2 separate regions of the Homo sapiens genome follow, and region 1 is linked to region 2. The links are chromatin contacts, found by Hi-C or POLR2A ChIA-PET in ENCODE. All regions are on one chromosome and are shown on one strand. Each heading gives the region's core, a stretch centred on a gene start or an enhancer-like site at or near the end of the contact. The rest is flanking DNA. Distances are from core to core; before and after follow the strand shown.

Region 1 (5,069 bases), core at 1,604-4,103, 330 kb after region 2:
TCCCCTATCTGGTCCATGGCCTCCCAATCTGTGACATGAAGGCGTGGACCGGATGGTCACTGAGGCCCCTCCCAGCTTGGCCATATGTCCAGCCTTGAACCACGTGTAGACTCAAAGCAATTAGCCAAGAAGAGGAGTCTCCAGACAATTCCTCTTGCTCCACCCTGCCTCTGTGTCTGGTTCCTCTCCTGGCAGTTTCTATTTTCTGCTCTGTCTGGACAGAAGGGCTTGCTTGGCTCTGTCTGTCTTCCAGCCTTCCCTAGGAAATTGTCTTTGCTTGGAGCACAATGACGCACAGGGGTGCCCCCTGCCGCTCAGCTCTGTGCCATGGGCTTCCAAGGGCTACAGAACAATGGGGTGGAGGGGGAGCCTTTGGGTCAAAGTCTTGGGCAGCTGCCAGGCAGAAGGGAAGTGCAGAGGCTGGCCCTGGTGCAGGGTCACAGAGATCTCCCTTCTCTCTCTGCACTGTCTCCTTGGCCTGAGTAAGCAGAAGGTCCTGGATGCTGCAGCCACAGAGGCGGGAGGCAGAACAGCAGAGACCTGAGAAGGATAGGAGTGACTCTTCAAGAATGAGGTCTGGAGACCAGAGCAGGAAGCCCTCAGAATAGAGAGAACATGGGCAAGGTGGTCAGCAGGCTGGTGGGCAGCCCCGCTCAGATCCCTCCCCTAGAGCAGAATGGTTACAAAACCTGGGTATGGGGGCCTATTCTGGAGTGGCCTGGCCCAAACAGCAAATTGTTGTGAACCCCCATATTTTAACTTAAAAATCCAGTGCCTGTCACATGATGGACGCTCAGTAAATGTTTACTGAATTAATGTGAATCCTGCATTCTACTGCATCATCTGTATAATTCCTGATTTTCGGGCTCTTGAGGGCTTCTCGTACCCCTAGCTCACTGCCTTGTACCCTCTGAGAAGCAGGGCTGGGATGGAGAGAGTTCTGCGTGTGTTGTCGGGCACCCTGAGCCATCGCTGGGCCAAGCCATTGCACCTGCCAGGGCCCTGGTTTTCCCATCTGTGAGACAGGATAGAGAGGCAGGACCGCAGGCCTCAGCCAGCTCGGGAATGGCAACTGCTGGCACTCCAGTGTGCATCAGTATGTCTGAGATAGCCGGCGAACGGAGCACTGGGGCAATGTTTGAAGGGCAACTGAGCCTCACTAGGGTGAAGCTTGTGCCAAAGCAGCAGGAAAGCGTGTTCCATACTCTGTGCCACCTCTGATTGCGTCTTGAATATTCCATGCTTTTATGTTTCTGGGTATGACCAGAAGCTTGGAAAAAGTTCCTTGCATTGTGACCCACATGTATATCTGTGTTAAAAAAAAATGCTGAAGTCTGCATCATGCTTTTCAGATTTGTTAATTCATTTGATTATTCATTCGTTTATTCATTCATTCCAAAAACATTCATTGAACACCACAATGTGGCAGATGGTAGGGTCCCTCATTGGGAGGAGACACTCAGTGAAATAAACAGACAATTACACTGCAATGCACGAAGTGCTATAATGATGGCATGAACAAAGTGTTTAGGATGGTTTGCAATGGCACTCACCTTTTCCTCTGGAGCACAGAGTGTGTCCATGTGCTCATCACCATCACTCTCTGAAGAGGGGACAGTGTCTATGGAGGAGGACCCTGAGGCTCAGAGAGGTTAAGTGACTCACACAAGATCACACAGTCCTTATCTTCCGATGCTAAACCCAGTGCTCAAGGGATTACTTTGTATGTTACCCCACAGCTATGGATATAATGTTATGACTCACCTCCTTTTGGGGTTCTTTTAGTGAATCACTGTTGCTTTATTAAGTCTCTTTTGTCCTGCTAAAAAAAAAAAATTGTGAAACTATCTGCTTGACCACTTTCTTTATAAAACTGGTCGGTCTGATGGGCTTGTGTTAACCTTTAAGAAAATGAAAATATTTTAAGATTTTCTTTTTTGGCCCTATCTTGGGCTGGACAGTCATTCCCATCTCTTCCCTCCACAGACAGCCATGGTCTTTAGACCATCCAGGAGAAACCTCCCTAGGTTTGTGAGCTGTTGGGATCATTGTTACCACTGTGGGTCCCTTTTCAGCCTCCTATGTATCAAACTGACTTTGCTTTCCTTTCAACCTTCCAGAAATTAGACCCACAAAACATAGAGATGGGTCACATAAGTCAAAACGGAGGCAGAGGCTGGTGAAACCCTTTACCCTCTGACAACAGTGTTCTTCAGGATTCTTGAGAACAGGTGAACACATTTGAATTGAGCCCTGACTTTGCTCTGTGACTCTGTCCCTGTCCTTGAACCTCTCTGAGCTTCCATGAGCTCATCTGGCATACAGATATATCAACAGTCACACAGATCACAAAAAGATGCCAGGGTTTACAAAGCAATTCGTAAAAAGTGACCTCCTTGATGAATGGAGGGTGCCCAGCAGGCTTCTTTAGGGTGTGTGAGCAAGGCAGCATGAATATTGGAAAGAGTCTGGACTTTGAAGTGAGAAGATCCAACTTCAGACTCTGACGCTGCCTTTTACGAGCTATGTGACTTTGAGCAAGTTTCCAACAGCCCTAAGACTCAGCAGCATAACTAGGATGATGATGGCACCTTCCCCATCCACCTTACCCCCAAGTTGTTAAGAGAATGAAAGCAGCTGAAGCCCTGCTAACCAGGCAATCTGGGCTGCATGCTGGTCAGTGCCAGGACCAGGGTTGAGTTTCTCCTTCAGCAACCGCAGTCCTCCCAGAGGATGGGAGTCTTGTGTGCTTCAGACAATAAGATCCTGCCAAGACAAGAAAAGGAAGCTGACAATTTCTCACTTCTTTCAGCTGTCTCTCGAGCTCCCTCCACAGGCCCACATCACCCCACTAGCCTTCTACACTCCCAAAACACTTTTCAGAAGGGCTTGTCTCCCTTCCTTCTGGCACAGCACCAATGCTCTGTCTAGTCTGGAGGTGGACTTGCTGCTTCACACTCTAGAAAATGCGGGGCTGTTGAGTGACAGTGGCACCCACCACGGGAGTCCCACTTTTTTACCCTACAAAGCTTATCTGGGCGGATGCCAGGTTCCTAGGTTTGGGTTCCCTCCACTATGAGGGGCTCAGCCCACTTGGAGTCAAAAGGAAACAGCCCAGCTACCGACTTGCATAGGAGACCCTCTGGGAAGGTTTGCTGGTGGAAAGACCACTCTGGCTGCTCCTCGAGTGTTGCCGGGGTGTACTCTGCTCTGCCTGCAGGCCTCCCCAGCCCAGGAGGACCCATTCCACCTGTTGGAGATTTGCTGGCTACCTCCAGGTGGCCAACGAGGGTGTGGCAACTTCACAAATAAGGAAAACCAGGATAAGAGGCAATGTTTGCCTCTGTGAAACAAGTTTGCGATAGTTTTGTGATAATTCTGATTAGGCTGTTCCAAAACCATTGTTTTGCCAACAGCAGCTCTCCTCCATTTTTTTCTTTCTTTCTTTTTTTCTTTTTAGAAATCAAAGGCCATGACTGTTCACCTTTCCTTTGAAGTATTATGTCTATTTGCTTATTTGATTCAGATAGGTTGAGAACCATATGGCTCTCCTTTTTAAGTAAAATTTTCCTTCTTTAAGCCACCGATCCATAGGAAACAAACATCTGTGGAATAAAACAAAGTACACCATACAATGAATATTGACTAAATAGAAAATAGGCATTCATATTTGAAGGCAAGATACATAAGTTATATCAGTAATCATTGACCATAAGCTGACTGTCAACATAACCTGAGGTGGTAAATGCTCCACCAGTGCTCAGGTTGTCTCTAGAAATTCCATCAGGTCTTCTAGGAGGATGGCATTTTCTGTGTGGTATAACCATTCTTAAAAATATTTAACATAAGTACCCACATAATGTTTTTCTGACATATATTGCAAAAATAATTTTGGGAGAAAATCCATAAGCATGTCACATAATATTATACAGAATACAGTTGAGAAAAGTTGCCTACAAGAGCAAAAGCAAAGGCAGATTTTGTGGGTTCCAGGTACCAGGGTACACATCTAGCCCAGCTTAGGACAGTGGAAGACAGTCAGAAATGTCCAGACCCCTGCCAAATTATTGAAGACTTGAGCTCTGAGGGTCTGCAAACCTGTGGAAGATGTCCCCTTCCACTGGAGGGAATGACAAGGCCAGAGCAATCAGTTCAAGCAGCTCCCCACACCTCGGGTTTCTGCCTATAATTCAAACCACAGGAGAGACACAGCTTCACTTGTTCTCTTTCCTCACTTTTGTTCTCATCTGAGAGGGCACTGAAACCCTCAGCCTTCCTTCAGTCAGTCCGGTACACAGCTGGACCTGACTCAAAAGGCTATCAGTCTGTCTCACACTCCAACACCAAGGATAGCCACTGATTGAATACTTCAGTGACAAAGAACTCAGTGTTCTGGGCAACCATCTATTTTATTTTCACATCACTCAAAATAGTTGGTCCTTATATTGAGCTAAAATTGGCCTCCCTGAAATTTTAGCCGTTGGTTCCAATTTCTTGCTGGGAAGCTATGCAGAATACAGTGTATGCCTTCTTTCACATGACTGCCCTTACAAATGGATGAGGATAGGTCTCAGGCCAAAGCATCCAGTTCCTTCAACTTAGGGAAGAGTGTTTATTAGTGATCTGGGGGATTTGGGCCCCACTCCAGAATCCTATTAAAACTGTGGATCATCTCCCCAGAAAGATGCACACACATCTGCATACACCCCCATTTGCAAACATCCTTCCCCTTCTGAGCCCACCCATGGATCTCTTTAAATGCCAGTGGACCCTCGGTAGGCACTTTGCATTGGAACTCTAAAACCAGATGCCGGAGGTGGAAGGGAACTTAACGGCCCAATCTCCTCACTTCAGAGATAAGGACTCCGTCTGTAGGCACTTTGCTCCTGGCTTGCTGGCCCCAGCATCAGGCCTTGGCTGCAATCGAATGGTAGTAGAGCCTTCAGTAGTGCAGGGTAACAAAAGAAGTATGAGAGCTGTTTTGGTGTTTCCTCCCCAAGTGGGGAGATCAATTAGTGCAACAACTCTGGCCTGTCTCCATCTCATTACTTGGGGCTTCCCCAGGGAAG
Region 2 (5,162 bases), core at 1,904-4,403:
TTGTTTGTTTTGTTTTTTTTTTTGAGACAGAGTCTCATTCTGTCACCCAGGCTGGAGTGCAGTGGCATGATCTCGGCTCACGGCAAGCTCCGCCTCCCGGGTTCACGCCATTCTCTTGTCTCAGCCTCCCGAGTAGCTGGGAGTACAGGTGCCCACCACCACGCCCCAGTAATTTTTTTTGTATTTTTTTAGTAGAGTTGGTGTTTCACCGTGTTAGCCAGAATGGTCTCCATCTCCTGACCTCGTGATCCACCTGCCTCACCCACCTCGGCCTCCCAAAGTGCTGGAATTACAGACATGAGCCACTGTGCCTGGCCACTAATTTTTTTTTAACTTATTTTGTTGCTCAGGCTGGTCTCAAACTCCCGGCCTTAAGCAATCCTCCTGCCTCAACCTCCCAAGGTGCTAGGATTACAGGCATGAGCCATCACAAGCAGCATCCTTATGCACTTTGGAGCTGTGGGTAGGGTTCCAAAGGCTTGAATTTCCAGAAGGAAGGGAAGAAGTGGATGTGGATGTCAGTGGCTGTGTGCTTGAAATGGAAAGATAGGACCAAGTGAGAGGTGAAGCCAGCTGGACTTCCTGGGTCAAGTGGGGACTTGGAGAATTTTTCTGTCTAGCTAGAGGATTGTAAATGCACCAATCAGTGCTCTGTGTCTAGCTAAAGGATTGTAAATGGACCAATCAGTGCTCTGTAAAATGGACCAATCAGCAGGATGTGGGCAGGGCCAAATAAGGGAATAAAAGCTGGCCACCCCGGCCAGCAGCAGCAACCTGCTCAGGTCCCCTTCCACGCTGTGGAAGCTTTGTTCTTTCACTCTTCACAATAAATATTGCTGCTGCTCACTCTTTGGGTCTACACTACCTTTATGAGCTGTAACACTCACCGCAAGGGTTTGCGGCTTCATTCCTGAAGTCAGCAAGACCACAAACCCACCAGAAGGAAGAAACTCTGGACACATCTGAACATCTGAAGGAACAAACTCCGGACACACCATCTTTAAGAGCTGTAACACTCACCACAAGGGTCCGCAGCTTCATTCTTGAAGTCAGCGAGACCAAAACCCCACCGGAAGGAATAAATTCCGGACACACAAGGAGGAGCTGCATGAATAAGAACCTACTCCAGTTTATTACAAGTACTTCCTCCACACTATGGGCAGCATGTTGGTATCACAGAGATCTGGACATTCTCTTCACCCACCCCTACAGCCCAAAGCCTACAGGAGATAGGCTTGTGAAGGACCCAAAGGCATCTACTGGGTCCCCAAGAGTAAACTTAGAAGTATTAGAGCATTCCACTGCTAGGTGAAAAAAGAGATTAAGGGGAATATAATTCCCTAAAAACAAATGTTCCCTTTCTGTCAATGAGACTAAGTGGTCTTCAGGGAAACAACATAAAACAGAGCTGCATGATCCTTTTCCCTCTAGGGGAAAAGTTTGCAAAGATTGTATTGCTTGGGTAAATGAGATCACCTGAACTAATTCCTAATTGATAAATGACAAAGTTTTGAAGTCTCACGGCCTGTATGCCTTCTCTTCATGGCAGTGGGGGGAAAAATGGGTGAAAAAAGTGGTGTACATTTTAGCACTCTAAATAGATGAATTAAACCAGATCAGTGTACACGATACCTGCCCCAGAATATTAACCTGATGGACAATCACTGATTATCAGTGTCTCTTTGAGGAGACTGTGAAAACCTTATGATGACTGAAGGGAATAAAAAAAGACCATGAAATAATCTGTGTATAATTTCAACTGGAAAAATTTGGAAGTGGAATGAGTTGTCTCTAGGCCTAGATGTTATTAGCAAGTATGCTTTAAAATAACATATAATGCTATAAAGCAATAGGAAGATAACAAAAGCTGTTGGAGGGGGTGGGGCATGGTGTCTCACACCTGTAGTTCCAGCACTTTGGGAGGCTGAGGTGGGTGGATTGCTTGAAGTCAGGAGTTCAAGATAAGCCCAGCCAACATGGCAAAACCCCATCTCTACTAAAAATGCAAACATTACTCAGGCGTGGTGGTGCACACCTGTAATCCCAGCTACTTGGGAGGCTGAGGCATGAGAATGGCTTGAACCCAGGAGGCGGAGGTTGCAGTGAGTTTAACATTGCACTCCAGCCTGGGTGAGAGAATGAAACATTGTCTCAAAAACAAACAAACCGAAAACAAAGTTGATGGAGTGATTCCAGGCTGGTACTTCCCAAACTTCTGACGTTCTAGTACTACCACCTTCAAGATTTTGGCCACATCCTTGTATTTAATGTTTTTCCTTAAATTGGTGAGTATTTTAAACTTACATATACTTTTTTAAGGAAGAAACTTCATATCATGACTGTAAAAGAAAACCAATATCATTTGCCATAAATAGGAGGTAACAATAAAAACAAGTACTTACATAATAAAAACCAAAACAGTGTTGTAAAACCCTAGCTAGATACCATTACAAGCCAAAGGCTCTCAGCCTGAGGCCTTTTCTCTCTTTTAAAAAGGGAGATTAGCAAGTGATAGACCATACAAGGACCAAATGGAAACTTTCTCCTTGGAATAATGAGCAGGAGTGTGATAGAAGTGGAAAGGGAATAACTCTCTCACTATGTGATTCAATGCCATTTAATGTTGTTGTCTGGGTATCACTGATAATCGTCTCCAGTGTCAGTTAGGCTCAAATCATGATTTGTGTTCTGTATACGGTGGGAAACACAGTTCTTGACCCTCTTAGAGTGATGTAAACCTCATCCACCTGGAATGGAGTGAAAATAAGATGGGAACTCAGAGAAAAAAAGGTATTTAAAAACTCTAAAAAGCAGATTAGGAAAATTAAGAAGCAGCAACACGGCAGGAGCAAAAGATACACAAACATAAGGCAAAACATAAAAGAAGGTGAGAGGATAAACTCAATGTTTGAAAGTAAGCAAAGACAGCTCACAAAAGGAAGAAGCAAAGCTAATTAAAGACTGAAAGTGGATATGAAGTGACATCACATCCAATCAAGATAAGCATGAACAGAAATGCAGAAAGCTATCCAAATAAGCACATGGGCTAAGTCTGTAGGCCACATCAGCTGTTTACTCCCTGCCCTCTGTTCTTGAGGGAAAATGGGGGAGGTGTGAGAGAAATGGCTGACACTTCCGTGTGTGCATCATGAGATCATTACACAACTGAACCTGCTGGTGGCAGGAACAGGACCGACTGAGAGTCAGGCATTTCAGCTACTTTCAAACAAACATATTCTTCATTTGCCCATGATTTAAAAAATGCGCATTTGTCCAGCTGAGTTTTACTTCTCAGATAGCTGTTTTGCATGTAGAATTTAAATTGCCCAGTACTTAATTTGTTTTTCTAGAAGGCAATAAAAGGTAATTTATAACTGGTAGGTTCGGTGGCCAGAGAGAGTGATAAAATTCTAAACCCAAGGCATTGGTATTCAGTGCTTTTAGCTATTCCTCTATATAATCTAGTTTACGGCAAAGTAAAGATGGGTCACTTGGGGCTCCTATAGTTGCCATTTATGCCTCAGAAAATAATTGTTAATGATTGGGGCAAGGTAAATAAATAGAAGACCAATAAAGCTCAAGGTGAAAGCTGTGTTCAGATCACACCAGAAGCTACACATACGCTAATTAACATAAAACTGTTTCATTGGTGTAAACATTCCACTGTCTGGATTGTTAACAGTCGCATGGGCATAAAAAACATCAACATGTAATAACATAATTAATGTATCTAATATAAACTTTATAAATGTATTTTTAAGCTTCAAGACAGTGTTTCTCAAGTACTGTTACAAATGTGGTTTTCTGAATTTTGAATCCTTTCAATTTTCTTTTGTTCTCACATTGACAGAATGAAGTGGGAACCATACTGATGATAAGACTTGCTAGATTTTAATGTAAAATAATTTTAGAATAATATTTTACATTTATATAGTATGTTACAGTCTATAGAGTATTCTCACATCCCCACTGACCTTCACCATGACTCCGTAAGGCAAGTAGACTTTACAGAGGAGTTAACAGGCTCAGCAAGATTAAATGACTTGCTCAAGCCCACACAGCCAGTAAGTGAGGCTGACATTTAAAATGAGCATGTGTTGAAGCTAGTGTGTGTTGTCAGGGGAGAAGAGGCTGACTATGGCCTCAGAAACCTCACAGGTGACCTTACTTCATGAAGTCCCCAGGTTATATGATCTGTCCCTAGCTTGTCAATGTCCCAGAATGTTGCAATCCAAGTCAACCGAAGTACTCTGATCAAACCCATAGGAGACTGAATTCTAAACCAGTAAGCTGGTTTGTTTGTTGTCAGAAGCATTACTGCCATGTGAACCGGAAAGAATGCAGTTGCTGGTACCACCAGTATACTCTCTTCCTGTAGGCAGAATTACATGGGATGACGCACTACAATCACGAGATTAAATGATAGGCATGGAGGGAGACTAGGAGACAAATGTTGAGGAGCGGGCAAGGAAAAAAGTGACATGTATTGATACAAGATGCCTATCATTATCATGATCAATTTCATTATTACCTGTACTTATTATCTTCATCTGTCCCATTCTAGAAAGGAAGAAATTGAGACACAAAAAGATTAATTAACTTGCCCAAGCATTTGTTGGATTTCATTTTTAGGTAGCGCTTCCTGAGGTGGATTTCTCACACTTAAGCCAGAAGCTACTTGCTCTAATTACAGCAGAAAAAAAGATAGAACCCACATAGTGGGTTGGGGCATACGAGCTTGCAAGGTGTAGATACATCTATGGGTAAAAACCCACATTAAGGGCCAGGATGATTCACTTTGAGTCTTGGCTCCTCAACTGGCAGCATCAGTGAATTTATGTTATGTATTTATTTAAATGATACCCTCAGAAATGTAGCCCCCTCTGTAGGTGATCTTATATAATGGAGCCAGCTGAGAGGTGGTTCAGGACTTGAATTTAAAGTTTTCAAAAATTTCCTGGAAATTTTTTATTAAAGAGTGACATAAATACCCTATTACTAATATTTAATCTGATGAGCAGCCATAGGGGACCTTTATGCCTTCTCCTTTTGCAATTTTATAGCTTCTACATTATTTTTTAGAGGTTTAAATATATCAGCTCTTCACGACTCCGTAGGTTTTAATTATCAAAGCAGCTACATCAATTTTTACCAAAAGCAGA

What was found. Hi-C counts contacts between places; a loop is a spot of excess contacts on that map. ChIA-PET counts read pairs that join two places held with the same protein, here RNA polymerase II (POLR2A). Pooled maps may share reads with other maps.
Region 1: a loop to region 2 is called in a pooled map, with 5 times the contacts of the local background. The contact joins two enhancer-like sites. A Hi-C loop is called at or near these places in 2 of 50 pooled maps. POLR2A ChIA-PET finds 5 or more read pairs at or near these places in 3 of 52 experiments (AG04450, PC-9 and activated B cell).

Annotation. Positions count from the first base shown.
Region 1 is chr1:117,671,903-117,676,971 of GRCh38, forward strand. No RefSeq gene overlaps it. Among named protein-coding and RNA genes, the nearest start is that of TENT5C, 68 kb to the left of the region's middle. Within about 2 kb of position 2,854, at least 5 of the 41 ENCODE cell types and tissues checked have a DNase peak (open chromatin) inside an H3K27ac peak, as active enhancers do.
Region 2 is chr1:117,337,023-117,342,184 of GRCh38, forward strand. No RefSeq gene overlaps it. Among named protein-coding and RNA genes, the nearest start is that of MAN1A2, 28 kb to the right of the region's middle. Within about 2 kb of position 3,154, at least 2 of the 41 ENCODE cell types and tissues checked have a DNase peak (open chromatin) inside an H3K27ac peak, as active enhancers do.